Regions from separate parts of the Homo sapiens genome. Here region 2 is linked to region 1. A link is an interaction called in ENCODE POLR2A ChIA-PET data of the cell type or tissue named here. Cell type or tissue: MCF 10A. All regions are shown on one strand. Each heading gives the region's core, and the rest is flanking DNA. Links, peaks and the distances in the headings are about the cores only. Region 1 overlaps LRP11 (LDL receptor related protein 11). Region 2 holds the start of PCMT1 (protein-L-isoaspartate (D-aspartate) O-methyltransferase).

The links. ChIA-PET counts read pairs that join two places held together with the same protein. Peaks named below come from ENCODE experiments on the same cell type or tissue, not always from the same donor. Only the 100,000 strongest peaks of a DNase experiment are listed, where the experiment ranks them.
Region 2: POLR2A ChIA-PET joins it to region 1 with 6 read pairs; 3 of 35 experiments call an interaction of 5 or more read pairs at or near these places.

Annotation. Positions count from the first base shown.
Region 1 is chr6:149,844,329-149,852,507 of GRCh38, forward strand. All of the region lies in intron 2 of LRP11 (LDL receptor related protein 11), which reads right to left. All of the region lies in intron 10 of RAET1E-LRP11 (RAET1E-LRP11 readthrough), which reads right to left. It overlaps LOC124901427 (a long non-coding RNA gene), which reads left to right and starts at 8,086. Exons shown (of 2, transcript XR_007059808.1): 1 at 8,086-8,179. In MCF 10A, for the core only: no CTCF peak of the experiment used is centred there; DNase peaks (open chromatin) are centred at 2,193, 2,783 and 3,383.
Region 2 is chr6:149,749,671-149,757,849 of GRCh38, forward strand. PCMT1 (protein-L-isoaspartate (D-aspartate) O-methyltransferase) reads left to right here and starts at 71. Exons shown (of 8, transcript NM_001360452.2): 1 at 71-286. The coding sequence starts at 232. RefSeq lists enhancers at 1-36, 1,002-1,504, 1,505-2,007 and silencers at 1-210, 441-677, 603-897. In MCF 10A, for the core only: no CTCF peak of the experiment used is centred there; a DNase peak (open chromatin) is centred at 791.

The sequences.
Region 1 (8,179 bases), core at 990-5,989:
ACCCCTGCTTCCTTGGCCTCCTTTTCTATCCAAGTTCCCCCAGTCATTCATTGCAGAAGCCCTCCTGGGCTTCAGTTCTGATCACTCCCTAACCCAGGGCTCCATGCTTGCCCTCTGCTCTCCCAACATTCACAGGCAGCTTGCTGAGCATGCTGGAACAACAGCTTCTGAAGCTCAGCTCTGTGGTAGGATTTTGGGAGTCACTGCTGGACAGTCAGCCTGAAGACTGTTTTTCCAGCTCTCCTAATGATTCTATTACCTATTTAATATTCTATTTAAAAAAATTCCTTTCTGCTTAAATGAACTAGTCTGGATATTGTCCTCTGCAGAATGCTGACCATTTGACATTCTATTACATTGATGCGTTAATAATGGACTTTGGAAATTACAGAGGATGGGATTGTACTATTATAAGAACCATCTGCTTGTTTTTAATTAGGAAATCCTAGAATTTGGACTGACTTAGGCTTAGAGGATTTGTCAACATTACATATACACACCCATAGGATGCTTTACAATCATTTAGATATAATGAGATTACCGTGGTTGTCATATGTTATGCCACTTTAGCTAAGGTATGGATTTCCAGGTCCCAGCCTCAGAGAGTCAGAGTCAGTGGGTTGGTCAGGAGAGCAGGACCCAGGATTCTACACTTACCAAGCCCACCCAGGTGACCCATGATCACACTGAAAGAAACACTGGTGCGTGGTTAAGAGCACAGAACCCGGTGTCCAATAGACATGGGTTTGAATGCCAGCCCTACCCCGTACCAGCTGGCTGATGATGTACAAGTCACTTAACGTCTCCAAACCTCATTGTTTTCATTTGTAAAATGGAAGTAATAATAGCACCTACCTGATGAGGATCAAATAAGGTAACTCATGTAAAAGAGCTGGGCCTGGCCCATAGTAAGCGCTTAAATATATCCACCATCTCCACTGGTTGATTCTTATCTCTAACTGAACATTACACAATGACTCTTTACAGACAAAGAAACGAATCCCCGTGAAGTGATTTTCATTCACTGCGACAGTGACAGAATTGAGACCTCGAGTTGTAAAACAGTCTACACTGGCCTACAAGCTGTCCACCACTTTCCCTGCAAAAGCCTTACTTTGGAGGGCTGGCAATGACGGCCACCTGCCTTTTGTTGTTTATTTCAAAGAGATGTTAAGCAGTGCTCACTGCCACGCTGTTACATTACCTTCAGGCCCAACTACACTGACAGAATGCCAAACGGGTCATTTACGTGAGTGCTAAAATACTAAGGGCAGCAGAGAGAGCTCTAATGACAATAAGAGAACTTCCAAAGAGCCTGGAGTGGGCTGCTGATGCTAGGAATCAGAACCCACTGAAATAAAAGTGGAAGTCAGTCTGAGACAGGACAAGACCAGATAATGTCTTAATCTGATCAGATAAGACTTGGGGCTCAGGTCTTATCTGTCGGATAAGACCAGGTCTTATCTGGTCAGATAAGATCAGAGAATCAGATAAATAAGAGTGAAAACAAGACTAGAACTCTGGTTTGAGACCTCAAGATTGCATTTAATGATCCTTCTATCTCACCTCCAATCCATCAGGAATTTCCATGGGGTCTGCCTTAAAAACACATCCAGAATTTGACCATGTATCACCCTGTCCGCGGGTACCACCTTGCTCTGACCCCAGCCTGTCTCTTGCCTGGGTCACTGCAGTGGCCAGGAGGCCTGAGCTCTGGGAAGACCAGGGTCTGCTGTCTCCTTTTTTCTGGAAACTTTTCCTCCCACCTTCATCCGCAGTGAGAGGAAGGTCAGTTATGGCCTCTTCCCATGGGCACCAGGCTGAACCAAGGCAAGACAAAGACAGGGCAAGGTGCAGGTGGTGAAGCTCAGAGCTGCATAAGTGGAGAGGTGGGCGGGTGTGTCACAGGCTCTGGCTCTCTTTAATCCTAGCTCGGAACCAGGCTGGTGGGCAGCAGTGCAATAGCTTATGCCCTCATTTACTGTCTCTTGGGACTTAGGAACACAAGGGAGCATGGCTGCAAATGACAGGCATGCTGGAGTATGTCTAGGTGAGACCCTGCAGCCTTCAGTCAAGTAAGGTGACACAAGAAAGCTGCTCTGTCCCAGCTGCTCCGCCTGAAAGCAGACAAGAAGCCCTGAGACTGCCAGGGAGCAGCAGGTGCTGGCCCCCTGCCATGGTATGTGAGTGGAGGCGTGGGCTGCAGGATTGATTCGGAGCAGAGATTTAGAAGGTTGGTGTGACGGGGATGCTGAGTCATGACCAGATTCTGAGAGTGGCCATCGGAGTGGAGACAAAGTTAACAGAGATTTTAAAAAACACCAAGGGGCCGGGCACAGTGGCTCACGCCTGTAATCTCACCACTTTGGGAGGCTGAGGTGGGTGGATCAGTTGAGGCCAGGAGTTTGAGACCAGCCTGGCCAACAATGGTGAAACCCCATCTTTACTAAAAATACAAAAATTAGCCAGGTGGTGCATGCCTGTAGTCCCAGCTACTTGGGAGGCTGAGGCATGAGAAACTCTTGAACCCAGGAGGCAGAGGTTGCAGTGAGCCAAGATTGCACCACTGCACTCTAGCCTGGGTGACAGAGCGAGATCCTATCTCAATATAAAATAAAATAAAATAATAGAATAGAATAGAATAGAATAGAATAGAATAGAATAGAATAGAATAGAATAGAATAGAATAAACCAAGGAAGCACTGAGGCCAGGGAGCTGGGTGTACCATCCATGAGGCTGCTGGCGTCACCCTGTGCCAGAGCTCCCTGCAAAAGTCAGTGAGTCACTGAGCTTCTGGGTGTCAAAGCTCAGAGTGCCAATGTCAGACTAAACTCTGCAGGCCTGCGGTTCACTAGCAAGCCTCTTGTCAACACTGGGGCTGAAAGGACAGAGCATCCCTGGGTCAGGGGCCATCCTCACACCTGGCCTTGGCATGCTTCCCCCCTGCCTGCCCAGGCACTGCCTCTCTGATACAGGCAACACTGGGTCCAGATGCAGATGATGATATCACCTCAGCCTCCTGAGCACACTCCAGTTTAGATCTATCCAGATTGAATGTCCCTTCCCTAGCTCTTTTAGCTAACGAGAGCTGTCTCTCCTGCATTCAGATATTTAGAAGATGTAGAACTGTCACACGGATGCTTTCCCTTTAAGGGCCCAGGTGACCCTTCTATACATTTTCTCCCATTAGGATGACACTGGAGAGAGGGTTTACAGTGTTTCACAGACATGTTCCAAGTATCAGGATAAAAAACTATCTATATATGTACACACAACATATCCAATTTGTAACTTGGAAAAAGACATGATCATAAACCAGGAGCTCCCAATCTCTGCTCAAGATCCCTGTTCAGCAGTAACAGCCTTTGGTGGTTGGCTTCTGGCCAAATCAATGAATGACTCAGCCTGTTGTCTGACTCAACCCCATCTTCCTAGCTAGGAATTCAGTGGCTAGCAATACACGTTTGGGCTTCTCATATATGTCTAAACTAAATTACACACACACACACACACACACACACACACACACACACACACACACACACACACATTGTATATACTTGGTTACAAAGACTTAGTAATACCTGTCTATTTAAAAAAATTATGTACAGCAGGTAGGCCAGGATGCAGTTAGTTTTAATTTAATAATGAAGTTGTTGGTTTAAATAATGCCCATCCTTTAGCAAGCTTCCTTACGTGTGGTTTTCTGAAGTCACTGCTGTAGACTGAATGGCTGAGTGCCCTCCCAAGGTCACATGTTCAAACCTAACGCCCAGTGTGATGGCGTTTGGAGATACGTGCTCATGAATGAGGTTAGTGCCCTTATAAAAGAGGTCCCATGTTATTAAAAAGTAAAAAACAAAACAAAACAAAAAAAACCCCACCAGATGCTGGTGAGGTTGTGGAGCAAAGGGAACACTTACACACTGCTGGTGGGAGTGCAAATTAGTTCACCCATTGTGAAAAGTGGTGTACTGTGGAAAGTGGTGTGACAATTCCTCAAATAACTAAAAACAGAACTATCATTTGACCCAGCAATCCCATTACTAGGTATATACCCAAAGAATACAAACTGTTCTACTATAAAGACACATGCATGCATACGTTCACTGCAGCGCTATTCACAATAGCAAAGATATGGAATCAACCTAAATGCCCATCAACGGTAGACTGGATGAAGAATATGTGGTACATATACACCATGGAATACTATGCAGCCATACAAAACAACAAGATCATGTCCTTTGTAGGAACATGGATGCAGCTGGAGGTCCTTATTCTCAGCAAACTAATGCAAGAACAGAAAACCAAATACCACATGTTCTCACTTATAAGTGGGAGCTAAATGAGAACACATGGACAGAGAAAGGGGAACAGCACAACGCTGGGACCTACTTGAGGGTGGAGGATGGAAGGAGGGAGAGGTTTAGAAAAAAAACAAAACTGCTGGGTAATATGCTTAATACCCAGGTGAGGATATAATCTGTACACCAAGCCCCTAAGTCATAAGTTTATCTATATAACAAACCTGCACATGTACCCCTTAACCTAAAAGTTAAAATATGTTTAAATATAAAATAAAAGAGGCCCCAGAGGGCTGCCTTGCCTCTGTTGCCATATGAGGACACAGTGAGAAGATGGCTGGTTATAAAATAAGAAATGGGTCCTCACTAGACGCCAAAGCTGATTGTACCTTGATTTTGGACTTCCCAGCATCCAGAACTGAAAGAAATTCATTTCTGCTCTTTAGAAGCCACCCAGTCATGGTGTTTTATTATAGCAGACCAAATGGACTAAGATAATCATTTAGAAAATTTTAAGCAACTGACGAATGTAAATCAATATACTGATTTATGAATTCCAAATCTCCTGAATGTCCTACTTTGTATCATGTTCCTAAATGTCATATTTTACATTCTGACTTCAGATTTAAATGTATTATGTTTAATAACCATGAAAGTCAGCATCATTTAATGGGTTGCCTGAAAAATATGTGTCATCTTGCATTTTGATGTATTATAAATATTCAGTTAAGTGGATGTAAAATATCCTGTTCAAGGGCATAAAATATATAACTTTAAATCCAGTGGATAGCCTCTTGGTTCTGACCAATCATCCATTCTGTCTTCACAAATGAAAAAGACAGATCAGGTGCTGTGGCTCATGCCTGTAATTTCAACACTTTGGGAGGCCAAGGAGGGAGGATTGCTTGAGCCCAGGAGTTTGAGATCAGCCTGGGCAGCATAGTGAGACCTCATCTCTACAAAAAGTTAAAAAAAAAATTAGCCATGACTATAGTCCCAGCTACTCAGTAGGCTGAGGTGGGAGGACTGCTTGAGGCTGCAGTGAGCTATGATTGTGCCACTCACTGCACTCCAGCCTGGGCAACAGAGACCCTGTCAATGAATGAATGAATGAATAAACGAATGAATGAGACAAGTCAGGAACATGAGCTTTCCTGTATGCTTAGTGCCTAGTACAGTACTGGACACATACCAGATGCTTAAAAATTAACTATTAATTGTTTCATAACTAATCTGACAGCATAATTCCTTGCAGGTTGAATACCTGTCTGGGTCACTTGGACATGAAAAGATGGGCCCTAGAAGCTGATCTTAAAGTATCACGAGGCAAAGGGAGAGATCACTACTCTGCCTGAGAACAGACAGCAAGGGTGAGGAGCCCGTGCAGATGGTGGAGAGCAGGGGAGATGAGAGGAGGGATGAATGGCTCAAGAAGAGGAGGAGATGGGCGCTCAGGGGAAAGCCCAATCAATGGACACTCTTGGGTGCTAGGGACAGTCAAGGGACTTAGGAACAAGGGCATCCAATAACAGGTTTTAACTTAACTATTTTGCTGTGTGACTGCCCTCCCTCTATTCTCAACAACCTTCAAACTTAGCCCCATTTTGCAGCTTGAGGGCGGAGTGCATCAGTGTTCCAGTCAGCAGGAAGCCATTCTCAGAGAAAAAGGAATTTGATTTGAGAGGCCCAATTCTCCTGGCAGAAATGTTGGGGTGTGAAATAAGGCTGCTCAAGTTAAAGGGATCAGAGGCATAGCTCCTGAGGGTTAATTACTGTTAAAGGAAAATTCTCAAAATAGTAAAGCTATGACTGTCACACAAATATAATATGAATATTTTTCAAAGACATTAGTTAAAGAGGGAACCAATAAGGTGTTCAACTGATTTAAAGAATCTGAAGACTACACATATACAGGCAATCATGAATGCCAAAAAGAAGTTGCTAGGAGATGCAAAACTGAAATGGGTTTGCTAATCAGTACTGAAATGAATCTACTAATAGATCGGTTAGTATCTACATGTACTAAAATGTCATGTTTGAAATCTTATTTTCTCTAGGGTGAAAGTCAATTACCCCTATATACCTAATTTTCTTTTGCATTTCTATGGACAAGAATCATTTGGTTACTATCAGTTTTCTGCAACTTATAGATGTTAACCCTGAAGGATCCACTAACCAACCCAGCATTCCATTGAAAGGTACTTAGTAATCTTTTGCCCACCTCAAAGTCTTCCACAATGTTTCCTGACAGTCTTCATCCACCAAATGGGGATGTGCCTACAAGTGAGGGTGTCCAGTGGATTACAGATCTCTCTAAGCTGCCTGGCACTCAGTGGGTGCTCAATCCGTGGGGGCTTTGATTATGATGAAGTCTCAGCAGGATGAGTGTTAACTTTGGGTGACATTCATGAATGTATATCATTCTAAGACAGTCACAAATTGGTAACAGATGTTTCCCCTAGTACAGGCCCTGTCATTTAGATGATGGCTTCATAACTTGAGGTCTACCTGCCGTCACTGTTATACACGATTGGGAACTGGTTCAGAGTTTCCTCTTGAAGGCAAGAAAAATGCAGCACGAACCCACTGTGTGATGCAGCTACTGACACAGTTCATGTAACGAAGCTCATTAATAGAAGGAGAGGCAATATCTGGATCACAGTAGGTAATGAATGAGTCAGAAAACCAAAGCTTAAATATGGGGTTCAATTAGGGGTATTAGATGTTAAGAAGGGTATGGATTAATATGAGAAAATCCAGACAAGGCAGGATAGTGGCGGGCCTGAAAAATCAATTCATATGAGGAACATCTGACAAACTGTGGGGTGCTGAGTTCTGAGAACAGCATACCAATTGGTGATGTTCTTTCTTTCTTTCTTTCTTTTTTTCAAAGACTTCCAAAGCTTTTACACAGGATAAAAAGATGAGTTCAGTGTTTTTCCAAAGGGAAGACCCAACACCAATGCACAGAAGTAAGGGGAGGCGTAGCCTGCTTGCCCAACACAGTGATGAGTAATGTCATGGACATGATGTGAAGTAGTGAGCTTCTGCCCTTGGAAAAGTCAGACAGATGGCAGATGAGCCTTGGAAGGGGTGTTGTGGAAGGCACTCTTGTTTGGAGGAGAGGCTGGGAAGGATGCTGGGTGTATTAGTCCATTCTCACACTGCTACAAAGAACTGCCCGAAACTGGGTAATTTACAAAGGAAAGAGGTTTAATTGACTCATAGTTCCACATGGCTGGGGAGGCCTCAGGAAACTTACTAGTATAATCACCGCAGAAGGCAAAGGGGAAGCAAGGCACCTTCTTCACAAGGTGGCAGGAGAAACAACCAAATACTTATAAAACCAGCAGATCTTGCGAGAACTCACTCACTATCATGAGAATAGCATGGGGGTGACTGCCTCCATAATTCAGTAACCTCCACCTGGTCTCTCCCTTGACACGTGGAGATTATGGGGATTACAATTCAAGATGAGATTTTTGGGTGGGGACAAAGGCAAACCATACTGGACGAGGGTGAGTCCAATTCTAATGCAATATAATCAGGGAGTAAAATCACTCTTACTTAAACCAGTGATGAGGGACTTCCAGATTTGTTTTTGTTTTGGTTCCAGTAGAGTACAAATCAGTGCCTCCTTACCTCACCCTCTTTCTCCACTTCCTCTAACTGAAGTGGTTTGGATGCAGTTTATCTGCCTAAGCCAGGAAGTGCTTATTTGCCTAAGCCAGGAATCCACCCTGAGAGGGTGAATAAAAAGCCACTTGTCTCACCACCCAAGACTTCCTGAGCATAGGCAGCCACCAGCCACATGGCTGATTTCCATCGGCGGCTATCCCAGGAGCCCCGGGCAGGAGCCCCGGGCAGGAGCACC
Region 2 (8,179 bases), core at 236-5,235, 95 kb before region 1:
CCACCCGGCCGCACCCTAAGCCGCGCGGCGTCACAGAGCGCATGCGTGCCGCGGGGGATGCCGGGAGCGCGCAGTGGCGGCAGCGGCGGCGACGGCAGTAACAGCGGCAGCTACAGCGGGGACGCGAGCGGGGCGGTGACGGTGTGGGAGGTGGTCTCACTCTTGGGAAAACTGCTGGGCACCGTCGTCGCGCTGAAGGTGGTTCTGTACCTGCTCCGAGTGTGCTTAGCGATGGCCTGGAAATCCGGCGGCGCCAGCCACTCGGAGCTAATCCACAATCTCCGCAGTAAGTGCCACCTCCGCCCGTTGTAGGGCAGCTGGGGCAGGCTGGGCCTGGACCGGGTCCCCCTGGGCCGTCCGGAACGTTCTGTCTGTCCCCGCGCGCCTGTTGGAGGGCTTCGGCGCAGAGTTGCCCCGGTAGTCCCGAACGGCGTGCGCTTGCAGTCGCCTCCCTCGGGACCTGTCACTCGTCGACGACGTGGACTGGAAGGGGAGAGAAAGAGCCAGGGGCCGCTGCTGGTGGGGGCAGGGGCAGTCGTCTCCCTGCAGGCCCTGGGGGAGGGAGTGCAGTACAGGTGATGCTGCTGTCACTCAGGTCCGCGTCCGGGTCCGGCTTGTGAGGGGCGTGCCTTCGGGGTGGGAGCGTGTGGGCTAGGCCTTATGGAGAGTGGGCTGGCGCTCAGGAGACCCCACCCTCGTCCCCTGCATTTTTCTCACCTTCCTCCTCCATAATCAACCTCGCTGCAAGCTTTCCCTCTTATGCAGCCTCCCCCGCCCTCCGTTTTTTCCCCTGGAGGGAGATGCCACCGTCTGATACAGGCGAGGGGAGGAAGATGAGAGTATTGCCATTGCAGATGCTGGGAGAAATTTCTCGGGCGGCTGTCCAGTGGAAAGCTCCGTGCGGGGCGGAGAAAGAACAGGGGATGCTGTTCCTGAGAGACTTGTATTTCAGGAGCCTTTGCAGGTCCTGGATCAGCAGAGGGTTGTGTGTCTGATGTTCTAACTTTTTTCAGGGCTACCATAGGCTTTAAAAACCTTATGTGGAGTTTCTTTATATCACTCTCCTTAGTTACTGTATTCCTTCTTCTGATGATAATTTTAGGATAGGATGAGTGCTGTGTCACTTTCTTTTTTTAAATCGAAATATAGCGTCCCCGTTTTGTTGGGAGACTACAAGGGCCGCAGTCTATAATAAACTCACTGGTCAGAATTTATAGCATTATTCGCTACTATGCAGTAATCATATCTTGTCACATGGTATTTTTAATTGTCCTGTGTTACTTAGCTTTTCATGTGTTTGTCTTATTTCTCAACTCGATTTGTAATTTCCTTAACGGCTGGCACCATTAAAAAAAATTTTTTTTGGCCGGGCTCATTGGCTCACGCCTGTAATGCCAGCACTTTGGGAGGCCGAGGCGGGTGGATTACCTGAGTTCAGGAGTTCGAGACCAGCCAGGCCGACATGGTGAAACCCCATCTCTACTAAAAATACAAAAATTAGCCGGGCGTGGTGGTGCCTGCCTGTAATCCCAGCTACTTGTGAGGCTGAGGCAGGAGAATCGCGTGAACCCGGGACGGGGAGGTTGCAGTGAGCCAAGATCTTGCCACTGCACTCCAGCCTGGGCAACAAGGGAGGAAACTCCGCCTCAAAAAAAAAATTTTTTTTTGAATTTTCTCTAAGAATTTAACAGTCATCCCTTTTTTTCATAAATGCCCATTAAATGTCCGTTATATGCCTAAATCTGTGCTAGACAGACAAAGGTAATTGAGAGAAATTAGGAGTACTGTTTGGCACATGGTTGGTACTTTTTTTTTTTTTTTTTTTTTTTGAGACAGAGACTCCCTCTGTAGCCCAGACTGGAGTGCAATGGCGCGGTCTTAGCTCACTGCAACCTCCGCCTCCCAGGTTCAAACAATTGTCCTGTCTCAGCCTCCTGAGTGGCTGGGACTACAGGCGCCTGCCAGCACGCCTGGCTAATTTTTGTATTTTTAGTAGAGAAGGGGTTTCACTATGTTGGCCAGGCTGATGTCGAACTCCTGACTTCATGATCTGCCCACCTCGGCCTCCCAAAGTGCTGGGATTATAGGCGTGAGCCACCGCGCCAGGCCGGTACTTGATATATTAGTCATTTTGGATTTTTTTTTGGTGGGGGGACAATACTTAATGTGGAAACTGAGTCTTTAGTGTTTGGTAAGAGAGAATGTTGATTATTTTTTTTTTTTAGACAGGGTTTCACTGTCACCCAGGTTGGAGTGCAGTGGTGTGAGCTCGGCTCACTGCAACCCCTGCTTTCTGTGCTCAAGCGATTTTCCCACTTCAGCCTCCTGAGTACAGTGGTGCCACCATACCAGGCTAATTTTTAGGGTTTTTTTTTTTTTTTTGGTAGTTTATGAGATGGGGTCTTGCTATGTTGCCCAGGCTGGTCTTGAACTCCTGGACTCAAGCAATTTGTTGGACTCAGGCTCCCAAAATTTTGGGATTACAAGAGTGAGCCACCGCACCTGGCCATGGTGAATGTTTAGATGTCAACATTTTTTTTTTTTGAGACAGAGTTTTGCTCTTGTTTCCCAAGCTGGAGTGCAATGGCGTGATCTTGGCTCACTGCAACCTCTGCCTCCTGGGTTCAAGCGATTCTTCTGCCTCAGCCTCCCGAGTAGCTGGGATTACAGGCACCCACTACCACGCCTGGCTAATTTTTAGTATTTTTAGTAGAAACGGGGTTTCACTATGTTGGCCAGGCTGGTCTCAAACTCTTGACCTAAGGTGATCTGCCTGCCTCGGCCTCCCAAAGTGCTTGAATTACAGGTGTGAGCCACCACGCCCAGCCTAGATGTCAATATTTTGTCAAGCATTGTCAGGTTCATTTTATGGAATGATGCTTGATTGGAAATGGACATTTATGTGCTACAACAGTAGTATGAAGTATGATTTGGGTTCTCATGGATGGCACATAAGCTCAATATGTTGTAAATATTTTTTACGAAATCCCTTAACATGATCTCAGTGCCTTCTATTGCAGTATATGTACCTGAAACATTTTGTACACAAATTGTGATTAAGTAATTTTCCACCGGTAGGTTATCATAGTAGGCACTTGGCTGTGGCAGAAATTTGTAATCAATCAGGCTCTTAAAGTCTCTCCTTTTTTGGGCCAAATTTGTGGTAAGCCAAGACTAGATAGATCTTTTCCCGGTGGTTTCATAATCACTTTAATGTATTGCATTACTGTTCTTAGCTGAAATTTCTAAGGATGTTTTTCTGTCAGGAAATTTAATAAGGAATATTTAATATACATAGATGTTGATTTTGCAAATAGTTTTATACTAGATTTATGATTGGTAAGAGGAAATTAGAGTAGAATAGTTGTTTAGCCTCTTTTGTAACACTTGTGCAACTTTAGTTTCAACTTCTTGCTGAGGTAATTCTAGCTAATAGATTTCTTTTTATTAGCTTATTATAAAAGTAATACTTGCTCATGTGAAAATTGTAATTGACATAAAATTTGAAAATATTGCCTTCCTTCCTCATTATTCTACTGTGTATATTCTTCCTAAATTAAAGGCTTTTAATTGAAATCTTAGAAAAATATAAAAATGTGATTGTGTTGATGTTGAAATGAAAAGGGGCCTGCTTACTAGAAGGGGAAGGAAATTACATTTTTAATGGTTTTTTTTTTTTGAGACAGAGTTTCGCTCTTATTGCCCAGGCTGGAGTGCAATGGCACGATCTCAGCTCACCACAACCTCTGCTTCCCAGGTTCAAGCAATTCTCTGGCCTCAGCCTCCCGAGTAGCTGGGATTACAGGCAGGCGCCACCACACCCAGCTAATTTTGTATTTTTAGTAGAGACAAGGTTTCTCCATGTTGGTCAGCTGGTCTTGAATTCCCAACCTCAGGTGATCTGCCTGCCTCAGCCTCCCAAAGTGCTGGGATTACAGGCATGATCCACCACACCTGGCCAATAGTTTTTTTTGTTTTGTTTTGTTTTGTTTTTAAGAAATGAAGCTTAATATAATTTGTTAAGAATATTTTGTTTTCCTTTTGTATTAAAATCTATCATAATAGGACTGTGGTTGTATGATTTCATAGTTGATGCATCATTTATAGAATATTTCAGATTGTAATGGTAGATTTCTTATGTCATGGCTTATATTATAACCACTCTTAAGTAACTTAGAACAGTGACTAAAACTTGAGCATGCTTCAAAATCTCCTGAATCACCTGGAGAGCTTTTCAAAATACAGATTGCCGGAGCTTGAGAATTTGTATTTCTAACAGATTTGTAAGTGGTGCCACTGCTGGTCCAGGGACCACATTTTGAGAACCAGTGACATGGAGAATTGAAAATTATAAGGTTGAATTCTGCCAGCATATCAGCTAAATCAGTTTTATGCTTTAGAATAATGTTTTAGAAAAAGTCTATAGCAGTCTTGCCCTATAGAGTGCTTGGTGATGTTCTCTATATTGTCCAGTGTGGTAGCTACTAGCTACATGTGGCATTTAACATTTGAAATGTGGACAACTGAAGAACCGAAATTCAATTTTTTAAAAAATTAACTTAATGAAATAACCACATGTATCCAGTAGTTACCATATTGGACAGCACAGGTCTCTAGAAATGAAAAAATACAATTATTTTATGATTATGGACTGGTAATGTGCTCGTGAAACAAATTAGCTTAATTTGAAACCGTGAGCCTGCTTAATCCAGGGAATGTGACTATTTAAATAATGTTTATATTAGAGTTTACTTCCTACTCGTATTGAGATAATTTCAAGCCATGGTAAAATTTAGGAAGATAGCCAGAGTAGGTGAGGTGATGTTCTGGAGCAGGGGTATTTAAACCAGAGGGTTTGTGGGATGTTAACTTAATGGATAGGCTTCAAATGCTATAGAGTAGTCCCTCCCTTATCCCATGGTTTTGCTTTCTGAAGTTTCAGTTACCCCAAGTCAACTGAGGTCTGAAAATATTAAATGGGAAATTCCTGAAACAAGCAATTCATAAGTTTTAAATTGTGTGCTGTTTTGAGTAGCGTGAGGAACTCTCTGGACGTCCCACTTGATCCTGCCCGTGACATGAATCATCCCTTTGTTCAGCATATCTATGCTGTCTACACCTGCCCGTTTGTCACTTAGTAGCCTATTTGGTTAGCAGTGACTGTCATAGTATCACAGGGCTTGTGTCCAAATAATCCTTATTTTACTTAATAATGGACCCAAAGTGCAAGAATAATGGTGCTGGCATGTAATGATACTTGTTCTATTTTATTCATTATTTTTGTTAATTTCTTAATTGTGCCTAATTTATAAACTAAACTTTATTATAGGTATGTTACGTATAGGAAGAAAACAACATACAGATGGTCCCTGACTTAACAGTGGTTTGACTTACAAGTTTTTTACTTTACTGGATGTAAACCTGTCATAATAAACCTGTTATAAGTTAAGGAAGGCCGAGTGCGGTGGCTCACACCTGTAATCTCAGAACTTTGGGAGGCTGAGTCAGGAGGATCGCTTCAGTCCAGGAGTTTGAGACCAGCCTAGGCAACATAGTGAAAATAACATTTGTCATTTTCTCTACAAAAAATAAACAAAATTAGCTGGGCATTATGGTGCATGCCTGTAGTCTCAGCTACATGAGCTACGTGGGAGGCTGAGATGGGAGGATCACTTGAGCCCGAGAGGTTGAGGGTGCAGTAAGCCAAGATCATGCCACTGCACTCGAGCCTGGGTGATGGAGCAATACTTTGTCTCAAAAAAAAAAAAATGTTGAGTATCTGTATGGGCTGTATGGGCTTTGGTATTGTATGCGGTTTCAGGCATCTATTAAGGGTCTTGGACCGTATTTCCTGTGGGTAAAGGGAAACTACTGTACTGACCACTGAAAGCAATTGTTCTTTTATCTATTTTTATTTGTAAAAATAATTCAGTCCATTCCCCTAATGATCAATTGTTTCTACTTATGTTTCTTTTGCATTCTTGATTTTGTCATTTTACATATATAATGTTTATGGAATTTGTCATTTAGTCAGCTGATATTTTAGTGCTTTCTATATGACAGGCACTGGGGATACAGCAGTGAACAAAACAAACATCCACTCCCTCTTGTAGCTTCTAATGGGAGCAGCCAAGTATAGTATGTCACATGATAAGTGACAAAGTAGGGAGGGAGGACAGAGTGTGTGGGGCAGTAGGTTTATAGTTGTAGAGAAGGCCTCAGTAAGGTATCATTAGACCAAAGATTTGCTGGAGGAGTAGACACATATCACGCAGGTAGACTTGGGATAAGCATTCCAGGCAGAAGAAATAGCGAATTCCAGATTTGGATTTAGGATCTGGGAGAAAAGATTGGAGGCAAGGATCCAACACCAAGGTTTTAGGCCTTGGCAACTGGAATGATTTGCCATTTTCTAAATTGGAAATGGTGAGTGAGTGAGCAGCCACGTTTATTCTGTGAGGAGGGGACTGTGGGAGATCAGATTATTTTGAGGAATGCTTTTCTTATAAGACATTTAAGTCGAGATTTTTAGTAGGCATTTGAATATGCAAGAATTATGATTTGTAGTTTTTATATCCTAAAAGCATTTACTTTTGTAAATAATGAAATTATTTTCTATCTACAGCACCAGTTCTTAGCCACTAGTAGGTGTTGCTAGTAGAAAAGAGCATTTATTCTTTCCCTTTTTTTTTTTTTGAGACAGAGCCTCTTTCTGTCGCCCAAGCTGGAGTGCCGTGGCGTGATCTTAGCTCACTGCAACCTCTGTTTCCTGGGTTCAAGCGACTCCTCCATCTCAGCCTCCCGAGTAACTGGGACTACAGATGCACACCACCATGACTGGCTTTTTTTTTTTTTTTTTTTTTTTTTTTTTTTTGGTAGAGACGGGGTTTTGTCATGTTGCCCAGGCAGGTCTCAAACCCCTGGGCTCAAGTGATCCACCCGCCTCAGTCTCCAATATTGCTGGGATTATAGGCATGAGCCCCTGCGCCCAGCCAGCATTTACTCTTAATATTCCACTACTTTTGTATGCACATGGGAAAAATAGAACCAGCTGGTAAAATCCTAAGAAATTGGAGCCTCAAAGTCCAGAGGCCTTCTCATTTTGACTTATTTCAAACCAGTCTTATGGATAGGTACTAGTAAGTAAACTTGAAATCCTATGTATATATTTAAATTTAAATTATATAAAAATAAATAAAATTGGCCGGGCGTGGTGGGTCATGCCTGTAATCCTAGCACTTTGGGAGGCCGAGGTGGGTGGATCACCTGAGGTCAGGGGTACCAGACCAGCCTGGCCAACAATGCGAAAACCCGTCTCTACTAAAAATACAAAAATTAGCTGGGCATGGTGACAGGAGCCTATAATCCCAGCTACTCGGAGGCTGAAGCAGGAGAATCGCTTGAACCCGGGGAGTGGAGTTTGCAGTGACCTGAGATCGCTCCATTGTACCCCAGCCTGGGTGAAAAAGCGAAACTGCCTCAAAATAAATACATAAATAAATAAAATTAAAAATTTATATCTTTAGTCATATTAGCCACATTTCAAGAGCTCAGTAGCCACATGGAGCTAGTGCCCACCCTGTTGGACAGTGCAGATAGAGAATAGATCTGCCATCACTGAAGGTTCTTTTGGATTGCAGTAGATCTTGATGCTTGGCTGTATTACATTCTGGTTAATGAGATCTTAGGCTGTAGGAGGGGAAAGATTCGATTGTGCTGTTACAAAAATATTTTTATTAATATTATATTTAGCTTTGGTTAAATGCTTTCAGGGTGGCAGTGTAAAACTAAAGATTATTGGATAAGAGTGATGAAGATAACAAGAGGATCAGCATCTTACATGGTGCTTTGAAGGGATGGAGGTGGTTTGGTTTAGCAAAACCTTTAGGGAGCAGTGGTGTTTAAATTTGAAGAAATGTCATGTAGTAGAGGGTCAAACCAGGACAAATGGGAGGCAGATTTTGGCTCATTATAAGTAAGTATTCACAAAGCTATCCTAACAATCAAAAAGTTGGCTTTGAAAAAGTGTTTTCTGTCACCAAATATGTTGAAGCAAAGAATGGTTGACCATTTCACTGTAAGGGATATTGTAGAAGGGATTTTGTCATCAGATTTGAATGTACACTAGATCTCTAAGGACCCTTCCAAATCCAAGATTCTGTGATTTTTTTCCCCAGTG